Linked DNA regions of Homo sapiens: region 1 is linked to region 2. A link is an interaction called in ENCODE POLR2A ChIA-PET data of the cell type or tissue named here. Cell type or tissue: K562. All regions are shown on one strand. Each heading gives the region's core, and the rest is flanking DNA. Links, peaks and the distances in the headings are about the cores only.

What was found. Peaks named below come from ENCODE experiments on the same cell type or tissue, not always from the same donor. Only the 100,000 strongest peaks of a DNase experiment are listed, where the experiment ranks them.
Region 1: POLR2A ChIA-PET joins it to region 2 with 5 read pairs; 2 of 35 experiments call an interaction of 5 or more read pairs at or near these places.

What each region holds. Positions count from the first base shown.
Region 1 is chr16:27,767,893-27,775,892 of GRCh38, forward strand. KATNIP (katanin interacting protein) reads left to right here. Exons shown (of 28, transcript NM_015202.5): 21 at 1,969-2,126; 22 at 3,696-3,760; 23 at 5,207-5,317; 24 at 7,053-7,192. Among named protein-coding and RNA genes, the nearest start is that of KATNIP, 220 kb to the left of the region's middle. RefSeq lists enhancers at 1,545-2,744, 3,581-4,346, 6,583-7,083. In K562, for the core only: no CTCF peak of the experiment used is centred there; no DNase peak of the experiment used is centred there; H3K27me3 peaks cover 1,476 bases.
Region 2 is chr16:27,561,708-27,572,105 of GRCh38, forward strand. The region is part of intron 1 of KATNIP (katanin interacting protein); the gene reads left to right. Among named protein-coding and RNA genes, the nearest start is that of KATNIP, 17 kb to the left of the region's middle. In K562, for the core only: no CTCF peak of the experiment used is centred there; a DNase peak (open chromatin) is centred at 4,906; H3K4me3 peaks cover 252 bases.

The DNA.
Region 1 (8,000 bases), core at 1-8,000, 200 kb after region 2:
CAGATATATTGACATTAAAAAACAGCCTTCTGCCTCAAGTTGTGCCTTTGGGCCTTAAAATTCCCTTGAGCAAATCACAGTCTGTCTGGTAGAGCTTCTGTGACCTGAATTCACCATCTGGGGATGTTGGGCTGAGTTCCCATCTCACAGGTCTGGGCCCCACCAGCCAGACAATGGCTACAGTGGGATGAGGTGGGGGTGGGGGGGAATGGGCACGTGGCCTGAGATGGGAGACCCCCACTGCAGTGAAATGGGTGCTTTGACTCAGATCCCACACCCCAAAAGGCCTTCCCGAGCACCAGGGGTCCCTGACATGTGGTTGGAAGCCAGGGCCCTGGACTCCTGGACTTGGGGCTTCAAATCCCTTCAGTGGCCCTCGGGCAAATCACTTAGTCCCTGTGAAGTTTAGCTTCCTTCCCTATAAGATGGAGGTGGTGATAGAGGTCACCTCGAAGGGAATGAGCAGAGGACATGTGGCCAGCTCTGCCCAGGGAAGTCAGGGATGCTTCCTGGAGGAGGTGTTGGCCCTGGAGGATGGACAGGGGCTTCCTGGGCCTCTGCTTTGCCATCACTGAATCTACTTTTGGGCGACTCTGTCCAGGGCACACTCTGGCAGCTCCAGGCTTATGTCCTGCTAGCTCCAAGCCCAGCAGAAGAGAAAGCTCCCCTTTCCAGGCAAGCCAGCAAAACCCCAGGAGTCATGCTGATGGGCCCGGCCATGTTTCAAGTTCAGCTCAGGGGGCCCAGGTAGGAATCCCCCTTGAGGAAAGCAGATGGAGAGATGGAGGACAGGGACCAAGTTCTAGTGACAGCCACGCCCGAAGCCAGGTAGCACCACACTTCAGGTTTACTTGTCCTGTAACTGACATAGAGGGGCTCCCAAAATGCTGAAGGAACGAGGGGCCCCAGGGGCACATGAGAGCCAGGTCAGGGACCCTTCCTCCCTTCCTTTCTGCAGGAGGAGCGCCTCTGCCTCTCCCTAGAGGAAAGGCACCAGTTGGATCAACAGCTGCACCCATGTTGCTGACCACGAATGTGGGCTAAGGTGTCGAGGAGAACCAGGCTCCAAAATCTGAAATCAGAGAGTGATGGCTGTTGCCCCTCCCTGCCCATAGAGCAGGTGGTGGCTGGGCCGCCTCAGACTCTACCATTAGGACTTTGAAACTGACCAGTAGAACCTGGCCATCTGGCTGGAGAACTCTGGCTAGAACAGGGAGAGATGTTGGCTCAAATCCACGTGAATCCTGCAAGCTCTTAGAAAGCATCTGCTGTGTTCCAGGCCCTGAGGCAGACAGAGAGGTGGTCCAGCCAGAACCTCTGCCATAAGAGAGACCCAGAAGCCACTGGGATGCTGCTAGGCATACAGGCCCAAAAAGGATGAGCTCAGTGCCATGAGAAGGAAGATCAGAAAGAGGCCTGTCCTGTCCTAAGGGAGAGCTCCCAGAGGGGTATTGATGTGTGAGCCAGGGGTTGAAAAAGGAGTGATAGAGGCTAACATTCACGAAGTATACAGTTTGTGCCAGGCTCTGTTTAGGGCACTTTACGTAGGTTAACTCATGACCGTGCCCATTTAACAGATGAGGAAATTGAGGCATAGGGAAGGTAGGTAACATACACAGCTACTAGTGGTGCACATGGAAGCGCCTGAGTCCATGCCCTTGACCTCCATCTCATGCCGCCCCAGGCCGCTGCAGCTGTTGAGGTGGGCGAGGCCTTGGCCAAGTCACGTGCCACCCCTGAAAGCCGTGGACCAGTGTCCGCTGTAGCAGGGGGCTCGCCTGTCTTGTCCTCTGCTACCTGCCCAGCGCCCACACAGCACCTGATATGGGAAATGGACCTCGGTCAGGTGGCTCTGCGAAAGGCTCCCCATGGTGAGCACAGCTGCCAGCAGCTCCGGTCACGTCAGCACCGCTTCTGTCCCCACATGGCCTGCCTCCCTTCAGTCATGTTATTTCTTTTGTTTGCCAGGCCAAGATTGTCCACGTCTCCCTGGATGGCCTGTGCGTCTCCCCGCCAGAGGGCTTTCTCATCCGGAAGGGGCCAGGCAACTGCCACTTTGATTTTGCTCAAGAAATCCTCTTCGTGGACTACCTACGGGCTCAGCTGCTGCCCCAGCCGGCCAGGAGGTGAGGAGAAAGTGGGCGCCACACACAGCCCCTCCCGGCCCCTGGGCCCGCTTGCTTTGCAAGTTGCTCTGATGTACATTCCGAAAGGGTTTTGAAACGATGATCAAACGCATTGCTTTTCAACTTAGTCATTTTCTAAAGCTCAGCCAAGCCTCACCGGAAGCCTGTGGAATGGACTTACCTTGTCTGGGGACATTTGGGTTTTTCACAGTCTGGAGTGCTGAAGATTTTAAATGCTTCATTGCGTTTCCTGCTGAGAAAAGAGGCTACAGCCTGCCTCCATTCCAGAAATGCCTGCCGGCCAGTTTGGGGAAGGGCCTTCCTTCTCCCGTTTCTGTGTTCCTGATTTAGAAAGATTCAAGGAGAAAAATAGAGCTTAATATTTCATGGATTCACTGGGATTTCTCGGCCCCAGTCTCAGCTGCATTAAGTTCATAACGATTTGTAAATGCCACGTTAAGTTTACTCATTGAAACCCCCTGATGTCCAAACGCCAGAGGCCAAGCTCTTGAAACAAAATGAGTTTCCCTGCACTGTAGCGGGGTTGGCTGGCTGGGCTGGTCACTAGGAAGTCATTTAATTGTAACATTGCCCTTGAAATGGAAGAGAACCAGGCTAGGGCTGGAGGGCACTGACAGCGGACCAGGGAGAGGGGCCCCGTCAGGAGGGCCGTGGAGGAGAGGATCCTTCCCGAGGGCCAGCTGTGTGAACACTTTGATGTGTCCTTTGGGAAATCCTTCCAGCCACCCTTTGACCTAGCCAGTATGATGCCCGTTTTACAGATGTGGGAACTGAGGCTCTGGCTGGTGGAGCCAGGTGCTGAAGATCATGAAGCCAAAGCCATCAGGGCTGTGCCTGCCTTCCAGCCTCCTCTCACTTCCCTCTCCCCATCCTGCCCCAGACTCCAGCCCTCTGGCCGCTTTCTGGGGCAAACACCAGCAGCCCAGTGACTTCCCACCTTGGGCCTTTGCTCTGCTGCTCCTCTGCGTGGAAGGTTCAGCTCTGGCACTTCCCAAGGCTGCCTCCTCCTGGAGGCCTTCCCAGAGCACTCCCTGAGGCAGCCTGCCCCACCCAGTCCCTCTGCCCTGTCACCCCGTCCTGGCTGTCGGCACAGCGTGGACCCTCCTTGTGTTTAAAGACATAGAGGGGGTTGGTTAAGAAAGGGGGCAGTGGTACCAGGCAACCTCACGTCCCATCCCGGTTCTGCCACTACCAGCTGCATGGCCTTGAGCAAGTGACCTCACTTCTCCGTGTTCCAGTTTCCTCATCCACATCCCAAGCATCTAAAAATACCCACCTCCTAGGGTTGTGTTGAGGAATAAAAGAGTCCATTTCAGGAAAGCCCTGAGCCCCGTGCCTCCCTGGCACAGCATCCTGCCAGCATTGGCAATGACTGTCATCTAGAGCGGGAACTCCACACGAGCAGGGGCCTCATCTCTCTTTTCCCTGCTGCATCCTAGGGAACGCTAAACTGCCATGTTTCTTCAAAGGCTGTTACCTAGGGGGTAACTGGCTGGTGATTCTGGGCCGTCGTGAGCTTCTTCATGGTGCTGTTTTGTGCTTTTTCAGGCTGGACATGAGAAGCCTGGAGTGTGCAAGCATGGACTACGAGGCACCGCTGATGCCCTGTGGCTGTATCCTTCTCCTCCCGCCCCACCAGCACATTCTGGGCCCCGAGGCAGCGCCTGGGCCGCAACTGCCCAGCCAGGGTTTCAGGCGGCCACAGATGAGGCAGCTGGAACTCCATGCAAGGAAACCAAGGCAGAGGATAGGAGGCCTCCTGGGTCCTCAGGGCCACTAGGAGCTGCTGGAACTGGGGCAGCCAGGCTAGTTCCTGCTGAGGCTGGAGGGGGCAGCACCCAGGACTCCAGCTGGGAGGGGCTAGAGAAGCTGGCACTGACCCCAGTGGCTGGACTGGGGAAGGGGGGTGTCCTGGAACCAGCCAGGGAGGAGGTGAAGATAGAAATAACTTGGCAATCCAGGCACAATAGCTCACACCTGTAATCCCAGCGCTTTAGGAGACCAAGGAGGTTGGATTGCTTGGGGCCAGGAGTTTGAGACTAGCCTGGGCAACATAATGAGACTCCATATCTTAAAAAAAAATAAATAAATTAGCTGGTGGTACATGCCCATAGTCCAAGCTACTTGGAGGCTGAGGTGGGAGGACCTTTTGAGCCCAGGAGTTCGAGGCTGCAGTGAGCTCTGATTGCACCACTGTACTTTAGCCCAGGCAGCAGAGCCCAGCACTCTGGTACTACTATCATTCCCATTTCACAGCTAGGAAAACTGAGGCACAGAGAGGCTCAGTAATTTGCCCAAGGCTGCACAGGTGGGAAGGGGTAGGGCCCAGGGGAGGTGAACCCAGGCAGCCTGGCTCTAAGGCCCGCTCTCTAGCCAGCCAGTTCTGGAAGCACTGTCTCTGGCTATGCCATCATCTGAGAGCCACCCGGCCTGCTCCTGGGAGTGCGGGGAGTGAGCAGAGCACAGGGCTGAGGAAAGGCTTGATGCCCAGCTCTGCACGTGGGACTTCAGCAGCAATGGTGGTCTCCTTGCCCCGGCCCATGGCCCCTGGCGCTGTGAGGTTTATGTGTCCCCTTCTTAGCCTCCTGTTTACTTGAAAGGGATGGAGGAGGTTGCAGGTACTCTGTTCTTGTCATTTCACAACCAGGGAAACTGGAGCATTTTGTTCAATACCATACAATCAGTTTGTGACACAGATGTTTCCCCATCCTGCCTGCTCCCTGGAGAGCACCCTCTCCTCCCGTCCTGTCTCCTGGGGCCTAGAGGAAGGCTTTGAATTCCTAATACACACACACACGGGCACACGCACACGTGCACACATGCATGCATACACACACATGAACACTCACATGCACACACACACACACATGCACACACATGCAATTTAAGAAAATGTGATGCTACCTATATTTTGATAGGCTCTAGTTGCAATAAGAGAAAAATGTTTTTCTCTCATTCATCAACATAAACCCAAAACAATTCCTCTTATCTTTGCCATTGTTTTACTATATTCTGAAAAAAAAAAATTAAGCCTTCTTTTCCTTAATAAAGTGTCCCAGTCATTTTCCAGTTTCAGCTTCTCACCAGCTGGGGCGACCCCTACTACATCGGCCTCACCGGCCTGGAGCTGTATGACGAGCGAGGAGAAAAAATCCCCTTGTCGGAAAACAGTATCCTTTGTAGGACAGGAGTGGGCTCCACCCAGACTGAAGGGAGCATGGGAGGGTCGGGAACGGGGCAGAAGCCTTGTGTGCAGAGGGAAATGGCCCTCTAGGAACCAGAGCCCAGGGGGCTTTGCTTATAGTCAGATGCTGACCCTTGGGGACGGGCAGCAGAGAGCAGCTCCCAGCCCTGCCTGCTAAGACATCAGGAGCAGGAATTCCACAAACCAGAGTCCTGTGGTCCAGTGAATTGAGAGAGGCTGCCAACTATAGCGCCCCCTTCTCGGAGAACCACAGATACTTTGGAGTTCCAAAGGCTCTGACAAGGTCTGCAGGGAGAAGCCTGTTGCACTGTGTTCAACTCAGTGTGTCCTGAATTTCTTAAGTATGGAACCCTTTGTGCATAGTATGCCCACACCAGAATTTGCAGACTGTTAGCCCAGTGCATTTTAAAATGAGTTGCTAATATTTTTAGAAATCACGAGGTTTCACATGAAAACCCTGATCTCTGGTTTCCCCTGAGAAATTGGCAACACAGGCCCTTGATTATGCATAGTGACAATGGCTGGACCTGGTTATCTGTTGCCATTTCTCCCCAAGCATATCCTTCTGGTCTACCTTAGCCCCCCACTCCTCCCATTGTTATCTACCAGGCCCCGAAACTCACTGCTAATATTTTCTCAGGGCTCACTCTGTGCTACCTCATCTGCCCTCACAACAATCTTGTGAGGTGATTGCTGCTGTTATCCCCATTTTACAGATGAGGAGCCTGAGACACAGAGAGATTGAGTAACTTGCCTAATGTCACACAGCCAGTGAGTGTCCAGACACCAGCTCTTGACCAAGCAGTAGGCTATCCTGCCTCTTTCATGTAACCTGCCTGGCCCCCTCGGATCTTGAATCTGTGATCCCTGGCCCACCACAGTTAGGGAAATACCAGGGCAAGTCGAACCCCAAAGCCTGCCTTGCATCTGTTTGGGGTCCCTGGCTTCCAGTTGGATCCTTTTCTGCCTTCCCCTGGTGCCACCACCCTCCTCAGCTGGGATGAATGATTCTTGATGTTTTAGATCATTATTAGCGACTCCTCGAAGCTATAAAGTTTCATTGATTTTACCAAAGTGCTCACATCTGGTGCACTCTGAGATCCTCACATCCATCCTGGGAGCTGGAGGTTTTTATACCCATTTTACAGATGGGAAAACAGGCCCAGGGTTGACCTGTGACTTGCCCACGCCCTCACAGGTCATAATGGCAGAGGCAGAGCTAGAAGCTGGGTTCTGCAGATCACATTAGCTGGGTCCAGCTGCTCCGAGGTCCTTCCACACTGACCAGGAAGAGAGGCTCGGCATGATACTCACATGCCAGGGTAGAATCCAGCCACCGCCCCATTCCCTTCCAAAAGAAAACCTCCGCAGAGCTTGCCCTCCACCCTCTCAAGCAGCAGCAACATTTTACGTCCCCAGCTCTGGCAGTTCCCTGCAACGTCTCTTTTTCAGCTGGCCTTCTGTGTGGTTTCCTTCTCTCTCTACTTGAAACTGACCACCTCTCCAGACACACCTGCTCCCCTTGGGCCCGGCACTCCCCGTTTCCCCAGGACACGTCCAATTCAGCTGTCACTGCTGCGGCTGCCCAAAGCATCAGCCCTGCCAGCCCCAGAGTCCCCCGAGCCACGCCATCAGCCTGAGGGTGGCTGGCAGCCCCGAGCACACAGATTTGGGTTATGGCAACTTAGACGTCTCCTCAGATATTGCGGCCTTCCCCGACAGCGTGAACTCCCTGGAGGGTGTGGGCGGGGACGTCCGCACCCCAGACAAGCTCATCGACCAAGTGAACGACACCAGTGATGGCCGGCACATGTGGCTGGCTCCCATCCTGCCGGGCCTGGTGGGTTCCCGGCAGCGGCCACCGCAGCTCCTGGCCCTCAGGCGGGCAGGGGGACTTTCTTTCCCTGGTCTCAGTGACACGTCTTTCTTCCAGGTCAAGTTAATCTCAAGCCAAGATGCTTGGGAGCTGTCAGAAAGGTTTAGGTCTTTGCTAACTTGCCTGATGGGGTCAGCTCTTCCAGGCCAGCAGTTCTTTCTCTTTTATAAGTGGACACCTGGGGCGAAAGGGGTCCCATGGGAATCTGAAGCCAGGAACCCCAGCACAACTGCCTGAGGGCTTGGGCGTCCTGGGTCCCTGCAGGCAGCCCTCTCTGGTTCTCTGCTCTGCCTGGCTTTGCAGCCACTGTGCCCTCTTCCTCCCCACCCAGCTCTCCGCACACTCACGGTTTCTGCCCCTTCCTACATCACCAGGTAGATGACCCCAGTACGGCCGCCCTGCCCTCCTTCTGGCCCTAAATTGGCCTGGTCAGCTCTTCCGACCAACTGACTCAGTTTCCCAGATCTCAAATCTTGCACTGGGTCCTGCTTAGCTTTTAGCTCTGAGGCCTCATGGTGAGAAGACGTGGTTGGTTGTGGTGGAGAGGAAGGGGAGAGGGCATGGACGGGGTGGTCAGCCCCCCTGCAGCCTCTCAGCCCAGGGCCAGGTGCCTGGTAGAGATGCACAGCGGGTTCTTGGCAGCCATATGACTAGGGATGTGTCCCTTGTCCATGCCATGGGACTGAGTGGGGGATCGGGGGCACCTTTTTCTCTGAAAACACAGGAAGGTACAGCATCAGCAATTCTATGACGGAAGTTTTCCAAAGGCCAC
Region 2 (10,398 bases), core at 1,486-9,485:
GTGTGTGTGTTTTCCCTGTAACGAGTCCCAAACTATTTAGAAACATTTCATGAACTCTCTAATGTCACAAAAGTTAGAGTTGGAAGGAACTTGACAGATGTCGCCTAGGGTCTCATTTTGGGGACTCTGAAGTATCTTAGAACCGTGAAGTTCCCTTGCAGGGGTCACACATTTAGAGGCCTGCAGGGGCCAGGTAATGTAAATGACTGTCCTGGCCAGAGTTTATTTCATTATGCTGCTTGTGTCAGTTTCCAACACCTAAATACACATTGCATACCCAAGAATATTCTTCAGTTTCATAAAGAAATCTGTTGTCAGCCAGGGGCAGTGGCTCATGCCTGTAATCCCTGTACTTTGGGAGACTGATGCAGGAGGACTGCTTGAACTCAGGAGTTTGAGACCATCCTGGGCAATATGGCAGACCCCGGCTTTACCAAAAAATGTTATAAATTAGCTGGGCTTGGTGGCACATGCCTGTAGTCCCAGCTCCTTGGGAGGCTGAGGTGGGCGGATCACTGAAGCCCAGAAGGTTGAAGTTATTATGGTGAGCCATGACCACACCACTTTGACTCCAGCCTGGCCGACAGAGTGAGACCCTATCTCAAAAAAATAATAATGGTGATAATAATAATAGGACCTTCCCATAAGGCTGCTAGGAGAATCAAATGAATTCATCCATCTAAAACCCTTAGAACAGGGCCTGGTGCTTGGTAGACTCTCAGTACAAATTAGCTATGTGGAGAAGGAACACATCTCTTTCCTTAGGATTCTGGGAGATCTCATGAGCTACTTCCAACGTTTCTCAAGGCAGATTGGCAGATCATTTTTGGGAGGTGCAGATACTCAGAAGACACTTTAATTAGGTTACACATACATACCCATGCACGTTTTCACAAGTGCAAAGTCTTCACTCATACACTATGGGGAACTGGAATGGCTGGATGAGACTTGGTTGGAGTGCCAGAGTGGGAATGGGTTTAGGAGCTTGTCTGATGGATACAGAGATAGACTGAAATATATTTCAGCCTGGGAAGCGTGTTGTCACATAAGCCGCTGATTAGATTACAGAAGTGTAGCATTTACTTATCTTTACTATTTCAAATGGAAAAAAAATCAATATTTTCCAATTATCTTCAATGGGGTATTAAACTGACTTTGTCATATTTCGTTTCACCATCCCAGAAAGAGCAGGGGGAAGGGATCAGGAAAGCACATTGCAAGAGCAGATGACATCTCTACTGCAGAACACGGTCATGCCTTCTGTCCCTTTCAGCATTGTCTATTCAGAAATTCGGTCATTTACTCGTTCATCCATTTCAGAAATTTCTACTGATGCACACTCCATTCTAGGCACTATTCCAGGTGTGGAGAATTCACTGATAAGCCAGATAGCAGCCTCTGGTTTCATGGGGCTTATTTTTAGTTGGGGAGACAGACTACAAACATATTAATAAGAAAATGTCAGTAAGTGCCATGCAGAAGGTTAAGACGGAGGACTGAGGGCTGGGTCCCTCTGGAGAGGTGGGTGGTTTTAAGCTGAAATCTCATTGCTAAGAAGGATCCCTCATAAGACCAAGGGCATGAGTGCTCTTGGCCCAGAGGAGAGAGCTAAGGCCCTGAGGCAGGAAGGAGTCTTGGGTCTACGGAGCAGAAGAGGGATGTGGGACTAGGTGCAGTGGTGCACGCCTGTGGTCCCATCTGTGCAGGAGTCCACTTGGGTGTATCGCTTGAGCCTGGGAGGTCGAGGCTGCAGTGAGCTGTGATCACACCACTGCAGTCCAGCCTGGGCAATAGAGCAAGGTTCCTTCTCTAAATACAAAGAAGAAAGACTGCAGGGAAGAGGGCTGCAGGGAAGAGGGAGGAGAGGTCCAAAATATCCCGTGGGCCAGGCCATGCAGAGCCTGGTCAGAATGAGGCTTGGATTCTTTTCTGCATGCACAGGGAAACATTAGAAGTTCAGGCAGGCAAGTGGTAGGGTCTGGTTTTTATATGGCTGCCATAGGAAAATCCAGGCAAGAGTGGAGGCAGGGATACCTACTAGGTGGCTGTTGAAAAAGTTGGTCACATGCAGTGGCTCATGCCTCTAATCCCAGCACGTTGGGAAGCTGAGATGGGTAGAATTGCTTGAACCCAGGAGTTCGAGACCAGCTAGGCAACATAGTGAGACCTCATCTCTAGTAAATTAAAAAAAAAAAAAAAAAAAAAAAAAAGCTGGCCATGATGGCACATACCTGTGTCCTAGCTACTTAGGAGGCTGAGGCAGGAGGATCACTTGAGCCCAGTAGGTCGAGACTGCAGTGAGCCATGATCATGCCCACTGCACTCCAGCCTGGGCAACAGAGCAAGACCCTGTCTGGAAAAAAGAAAAAAGAAAAAGCCCAGGGGGAGTTGACGGGGCCTGGCTTGGAGAGCGGGATGATAGGAATGAGCAGGTTCCAGATCTATTTGGAAGCCCAAGTTCAGTTGAACTGGCTGAGATCCATGAATAGTCAGCAGTTTATGGGAACTAATAACTGCTAAGTACCTACTGTATGCAGGGCACTGTTCTGAGAGTTTTACATGTAGTGCCTTAACCCTGACAATAGACTTAAATGGAGTCAGGACTAATAGGACTCCCAAATGGGTAATGAGTAGCTAAGAGAGACGGGCTGACCCAGAGCCTCCCCTCTCAGCCGCCACACAGCATTGTCCCCAGGCTCTTACCTAATTATGAAGCTCCCAGAAGAACACATGGCTAAGCATTTCTAAACCAAGCAAATGCGCGTTAACGGTGTGCAGGTTATAAATAAGCATTTCTGTATGCCAGCTGCTGTTTGGGTTTGGAAAGGAAAAGAAGATCTTAGCATGACTTGTTTATCCCAGGTAATTTGGCAGTAAACTGGGCCCCAGAAGTCAAGTTACACAGAAAATGCAAAGGAAAAGTGACAGGGGTATCATATCAGGCTTTCCAAAAAGGAAGGTAACTTAAAGGCCCACATCAGCCTGGAGGCACACGTGGGGAATGAAGGGAAGGGGTGTTGCAGAGCCGGTGTCTGCCTGGCTTGCTTGCTTGCTTGCTTGCTTGCTTGCTTTTTTTTGACGGAGTTTCACTCTTCTTGCCCAAGTTGGAGTAATGGCGCAATCTCAGCTCACTGCAACCTCCGTCTACTGGGTTCAAGCGATTCTCCTGCCTCAGCCTCCATAGTAGCTGGGATTAAAGGCATGCGCCACCACACCCGGCTAATTTTTTGTATTTTTGGTAGAGACAGGGTTTCACCATGTTAGCCAAGCTGGTCTCAACTTCTGACCTCAGGTGTTCCGCCTGCCTCGGCCTCCCAAAGTGCTGGGATTATAGGTGTGAGCCACCACGCCCGGCCCTACCTGGCTTTCAAACAGTCCTGCTCTTTGTCTAATAGATTTCTGTTGTTTTAGTGGGATGTCCTTAAAGAAGTCCCCTCAAAACGGGTCCATGGCATCAAGATAAAGAAATAATAGGAGTCCAGGCGCGGTGGCTCACACCTGTAATCCCAGCATTTTGGGAGGCCGAGGCGGGTGGATCACCTGATGTCAGGAGTTTGAGACCAGCTTGGCCAACATAGTGAAACCCCGTCTCTGTTAAAAATGCAAAAATTAGCTGGGTATGATGTCGTACCCCTGTAATCCCAGCTACTTGGGAGGCTGAGGTGGGAGAATCACTTGAACCTCGGAGGCAGAGGTTGCAGTGAGGCGAGATTGCGCCACTGCACTCCAGCCTGGGCGACAGAGTGAGACTCTGTCTCAAAAAAAAAAAAAAAGGAAAGAAAAGAAATAATGGGAAAGTCAGGCATGCTGCTTCACGCCTGTAATACCAACACTTTGGAAGGCAAAGGTGGGAGATTGCTTTGAATCCAGGAGTTTGAGCCCAGCGTGGGCAACATAGTGAGACCCCTGTCTCTACAAAAGTAAGTTTTAGCCAAGTGTGGTGGCACATACCTATAGTGCCAGCTATTCTGGAGGCTGAGGTGGGAGAATGGCTTGAGCCCAGGAGTTTGAGACTGCAGTGAGCTATGATCACACCACTGCACTCTAGCCGGGACAGCAGAGTGAGATGTCTCATAAAAAAAACAACAAAAAAACAAAAAAAAAAAACAAAGGAAGAGTGGGAAAGTGGGAGATCTGTCTGCCTAGTTATGTACTGAGTTGGAAACTAGAGGCCTGATTTTTTTAGCCTGTACAGAGCCTTAAAATTTTTTAAATTATTAATCATTTAAAAATTAGAAGACTGGATTTATCACTTCTCTGGAAAATCTAATCCATCAAAACCAGGCCCACCTTTCTGTATGGAAACCAGCAGCTGTTTTTTTTTTTTTTTTTTAAGAGATGGAGTCTTGCTTTGTTGCCCAAGAGCTGCTCCCACCTTAACCTCCCAAAGTGATAGGATTACAGGCATGAGCCACTGTGCCCCTCCTGGGCAGCTGTTCTTAGGACACCTTGTCCCCATCCTGCCACCTTCCTCTGTTTACCTCACTCCAACACATGCGTATCTTTGCAAACACTATAGGTAGAAGCCAGAATCAAGGTTCAGGAAGCCGGCCAGGCGTGGTAGCTCACTCCTGTAATCCCAGCACTTTGGGAGGCCAAGGCAGGCAGATCACCTGAGGTCAGGAGTTCGAGACCAGCCTGGCCAACATGGCAAAACCCAGTCTCTACTAATTCAAAAATACACCGGGCGTGGTGGTGGGCTCCTGTAATCCCAGCTACTTGGGAGACTGAGGCAGGAGAATCACTTGAACCCAGGAGGTGGAGGTTGCAGTGAGCCAAGATTGTGCCACTGCACTCCAGCCCCAGGCGACAGAGTGAGACTCTGTCTAAAAAAAAAGGAAGTTGAAATGGGGGTATGGGGGTGGGGGTAGTAATGACAGGGAGTGCTCTCCTTCCTGGACTGGAAGAACGGTGTGCAGGCAGCAGGGTGGGGCAAGCACGCTGAGCATACTGGGTCAGCCGTTGGACTAATGGGTTGCTAACCCTTCCTTGCTTCCTTGTTGTGTGACCATGGGCAGTTTGCTTTGCTTCTGTGACCCATGCGGCTTTGTCATTGCAAATGGTAGGAAATCCCAAGAGCTATCACCCGGGGAAGAAGCTGACAATGGCAGGTGCTCAGAAAGCACTGGAGAAACTGACTCCCTTTGAAATCAGATCGTCAGACAACCCATCTGCACCTTCCTTTATCTTTTTTTTTCTTTTTCTTTTTCCTTTCTCATCTTCTCTAGCCATTTCATAAAAACTTTGCCCTCAAATAAATGAGCAGGTCACCAATAGCCTATTGGCTTCACTAAGGAACTGTTGGTTCAATTTCCAGAAACCGTATTTTGTCATCGTTTCATTCTTATCTCTCACACATTACTGATTGATCTCTTAAAAGAAGTCAGTTTGTCCTCCAAAAATATTGTGTTCTCTTTCCAGCAAGATTTGGGGTCCTGAGGTTCACGGAGGCTCCTCCATCTCCCTCTGACAGACCACCTGCCCCATCTTAGGTCTTGGATGGGAGAGTCTTTAGCATTTCTCATTATGTTATGTTTTTTACACATTTAAATCAGCCTTTGGACATTGCATATTTTAAGTTTGTTTTAGCTTTTTGAATAGGAAATAGATCCAAATAGATCATTCAAAAATAAAAATAAGACCAGGCACAGTGGCTCACGCCTATAATCTCAGCACTTTGGGAGGCTGAGGCAAGAGGATTGCTTGAGCCCACGAGTTTGAGACCAGCCTGGACAACATAGCAAGACTCCACCTCTACAAAAAGGTAAATAAGCTGGATGTGGTAGCACACCCTTGTGTTTTTTTTCTGTTTGTTTGTGTTTTTGTTGTTGTTTGAGAAGGAGTCTCCCTCTGTCACCCAGGCTGGAGTGCAGTGGCACGATCTTGACTCACTGCAACCTCTGGCTCCTGGGTTAAAGTGATTCTCCCACCTCAGCCTCCCGAGTAGCTGGCATTACAGGCACCTGCCACCACGCCTGGGTAATTTTTGTATTTTTAGTAGAGACGGGGTTTCACCATGTTGGTTGGCCAGGCTAGTCTCGAACTCTTGACCTCAGGTAATCCACCCGCCTCGGCCTCCCAAAGTGCTGGGATTACAGGCGTGAGCCACTGCACCCAGTGGTGGCACACCCTTGTAATCCCAGCTACTCAGGAGGCTAAGGTGGGAGGATCGTTTGTGCCCAGCAGTTCCAGGCTGTAGTGAGCTATGTTCACACCAGTGCATTCCAGGATGGGCAACAGAGCAAGACTCAGTCTCTAAAAGATAATAGTAATAGGAAAATAAAAATAAAAACAATATTAAAAAACATACCTTAAGAGTCCTTCACATGCCTCTCTGGGTAGTTCTTTATGCAAATAGAACCAATATGAGTATATATTTTGATTTTCCCTTTTTCTTAGAGAAAAGGTTACATGCAACATATACTTTCTGGTCTTGATTTTTTTTTCCACCTAAAATATGACCATCTTTTAAGGATATATAAGGAGTAGAATATGAGAAGCTTGCTCATTCTTTCAGCTTTACAGTGTTCAATTACATTGTGCGGATTCATCATATTTGTTCAGTGACTTATTATTTCTGATATTTGCTATTACAAATCATGATACAGCAAATACCTTGAGCATATGTTTGTTTCCTATTTGTGGACAGATGTCTTCACGGCTGATTCCTAGTAGTGATATTGCTAGCTCAAAGGAAAAATGCATTTGTGCTTTTGAGGGATTACAGGTGTGAGCAACCGGGCCTTGCCCCGGGAATAAGAAATAAGTTTTTTTTTTTGAGACCAAGTCTCGCTCTGTCGCCAGGCTGGAGTAGTGGTGCAATCTCGGCTCTGTGCAACCTCCGCTTCCTGGGTTCAAGTGATTCTCCTGCCTCAGCCTCCCGAGTAGCTAAGACTACAGGCACATGCCATCACGCCCAGCTAATTTTTGTATTTTTAGTAGAAACAGAGTTTCACCCTGTTGGCCAGGATGGTCTCAATCTCTTGACCTCGTGATCTGCCCGCCCGGGCCTCCCAAAGTGCTGGGATTACAGGTGTGAGCCACCGCACCCGGCCGGAAATAAGTTCTTAATCCAAAACTCTTGTGATGGGGAGGCCCTTACACTGGATTTCTTTACCTGCAGATTTCTACTGAGTTCCTTTTATTCTCCAAAACCTGACCTTTCATGCCAAGACTGAGCATTTTACCAGACTCGATGGGAGTGAGGGTCTAATGTCAGTGCTGGGCTCTTACCTCCACCCCCACCACTCCCCTCCCACCTGAAGAGGATAAATAGAGGGAGTGATTACAATATGAATAGTTTAATTAGGAATATCATGAAATTATATTCTGCATATATATTTTTATCATGTACTATATACATTTCCATATGCATCAAATATGCATGCATATTAGTCTACAGCAGTGGATTTAAAAAGCTATGTCCTGTAGACTGTACTTTACGGGTTGTTTAAGACTCTTTATCAAGGGTAATTTTGGCACTGATTTTCCCTTTGCCTGATGACTTCAGAAACTAACATCCAAGAAGATGCGACTCCCCTCTAAATGGTAGCGATGAAGATTATCTTCATCTAGAGCAAAGTGTCAGAATGTGCTAACCATTGAAAACGAATCCTATGTGCAGATAAAACCTTGCTGAAATCATAAGTGGGAGAATAGTATTGTAGTTACAAAATTCAATGCAGTCACTTCTTTTTTTTTCTTTTCCCCAGACAGACATCTGTTCTATAAAGTGAAGTATATTGGCCTTATTTATTGCTTCATAGCTGAAGCAGGCAGGTCACCCTGCAAAATTCAGAGGAACACCCCCTTAATTTTGCAAGTGGCATATATTGATATTAATGTCACCTTTTTCCACTTCCTTCTTTGAGTTGTTGTGAGAATAAATGAGATATAGGTAGGAAAATGCTCAGAGAAGCTAAGTGCGGTAGACAGGCACAGTGTAATCTGGTTACAGCACTTCCATCCTTGACAGGCAGGAGCTGTCTTCGCATCGAGCTAATCTGGAGGAGAGAGAAAGGCTCAGTGGTGTGAGGACTGGGCCAACCAGTCTTCTAGGGAGTTTAGATAATAAATGCTCTTAATTGAGTGAATTATCTTCGTTGGAAAATAAGCAAATTATTTTCCGATTTAATGAATTAAAAAGCTTCTAATTAACTCCAGTAGAAAGATTTGCTTTTATGTTTTATTTTATTTTATTCTTTTTGTTTTGTTTGTTTTTATAGAGACAAGGTCTTGCTATGTTACCTAGGCTGGTCTTGAACTCCTGGCCTCCAGTGATCCTCTTGCCTTGGCCTCCCAAAGTGCTGAGATTACAGACGTGAGCCACTACATCTGTCCTACTTTCACATTTTAGTAGTTAAGCTCTATGTTCTTTGCATTAATGTAACTGAACGACTGAACGCAGGTCTCATGCTTGCTGCTTGCAGAGTTCGGTTAATAAGAGTGAGGTCTGGTAATAAGAAAGTGAATTTATTAACCAAAACTAATAAAGGGAAGTGGTCAGATTCCTATCCAAAGTAACCACTTCCATTTTGTGGAGGAAGAAAACTCCAGTTTTCCCTTACAGGAGTGAGCCAGGCGCAGTGGCTCACTCCTGTAATCCCAGCACTTTGGGAGGCCTAGACAGGCGGTTCACCTGAGGTCAGGAGTTCGAGACCAGCCTAGCCAACATGGTGAAACCCCATATTTACTAAAAAAAATACAAAAATTAGCCAGGCATGGTGGTGGGCATCTGTAATCCCAGCTACTTGGGAGGCTGAGGCAGGAGAATTGCTTGAACCTGGGAGGCAGAGGTTGCAGTAAGCGGAGATCGCACCACTGCACTCCAGCCTGGACAACAGAGTGAGGCTCCATCTCAAAATAAATAAATACATACATAAATAAAAAGGGAAAACTTGATAAAGAAGGCATGCAAGAATTGGGCTGAGTACTATCTGTGTGTCTTGTTCGGGTGGCCATCTTGGGTCCCAGTCTACCTGGACATTGGGCTGGCGTCATCTCTACAATGGCCAGGTTGTTAACTCGCCACCGTGAAGTCATCTCTGCAATTTTGCAGCTGGGTCTCCAGGCTTGCTCCAAGATTAGCCGCTGGAACTTCTAAGAAGGCACATAGGCAAATACTAGTATACAGTTAGAGAAATGTGAAGACAGTATATACGGTGAGAAAGGGAGGGACACGGAGTCTATTTTAAGGCTAAGAGAAAAGGCTTCTGCAGTTTCCTTTAAGGTTCAATCTTGAAATCCAAGAGAAAGGGGAAAAAAAAGTTTTCAAATGCATTTTGAAGTTAAGCTGCCCAGTTACGTTAATATTTTGGTTTTTGTTTGTTTGTTTGTTTGTTTTGAGACAGAGTCTCACTCCTTTACCCAGGCTGGAGTCCAGTGGTGCGATCTCGGCTCACTGCAACTTCTGCCTCCGAGGTTCAGGTGAATCTTGTGCCTCTGCCTCTTGAGTAGCTGGAATTACAAGCATGTGCCACCATGCCCGGCTAATTTTTGTATTTTTAGTAGACATGGGGTTTCACCATGTTGACCAGGCTGGTCTTGAAGTCCTGACCTCAGGTGATCCACCCGCTTCGACCTCCCTAAGTGTTAGAATTACAGGCATGAGCCACCACGACTGGCCACATTAATGTTTTGTTTTTATTGTCCACCTTAATTTTTTAAACTGTTCTTTATTAGTATAACATAATTTTAGAGATGAAAAGCAACCATAAAGATGATTCAGCCTAACTCTTAAAGAAAAAAAAAAAAAACTATGGCCCATAGAGACCTAATGACTTATCCAAGGTCCCATAGCTGTCACTTGTCCCTCAGGACCAGATCCCCAGGAGGCTGTGTGGCCAGCAAAGCAAGGGCCTCAGTCAGGCGCTGGGATCTGCCGTGCTCACCCTGGAGGAGCTCTGCTCCCTCCTGCTGCCTGCTCTTGCCCTGGGCCCTGTGGGGCCCTGCAGGGCCCTGCTGGCATCTCACTGGCCTCTGCACTACTCCTGCTGCCAGGACACCCCAGTCTGTCAGTGGCCCAGACCCCAACCCGCTTTGTGCCTAGCAGCTCAGGGACAGTCCCTTCGCTCTGCATGATGAGGCCTGACTACCTGGCATGTCATTTTCCCTGGCCAGCCTTAGGGCTCACTCGGAATCCTTAGACTGACAGCCAGAGCCGTGTGGTCAAGGGTTTCTGGGAGCTGCTCATTCTAGCTCCTATCCCAGAGCAGCAAGCCTCAGGAGGTCCTGATAAAATTGGCCTAACAATCAAATCTCTTGATCCCTAAATCCTGGGGGTGTGTGTGTGTGTGTGTATGTGTGTGTGTGTTTAACTAATAAACTGGTTTTTAGAGCGTTCAGCAAAATTGAGCAGAAATTACAGAGAGCTCCCATATACCCCTGTCCCCACATACA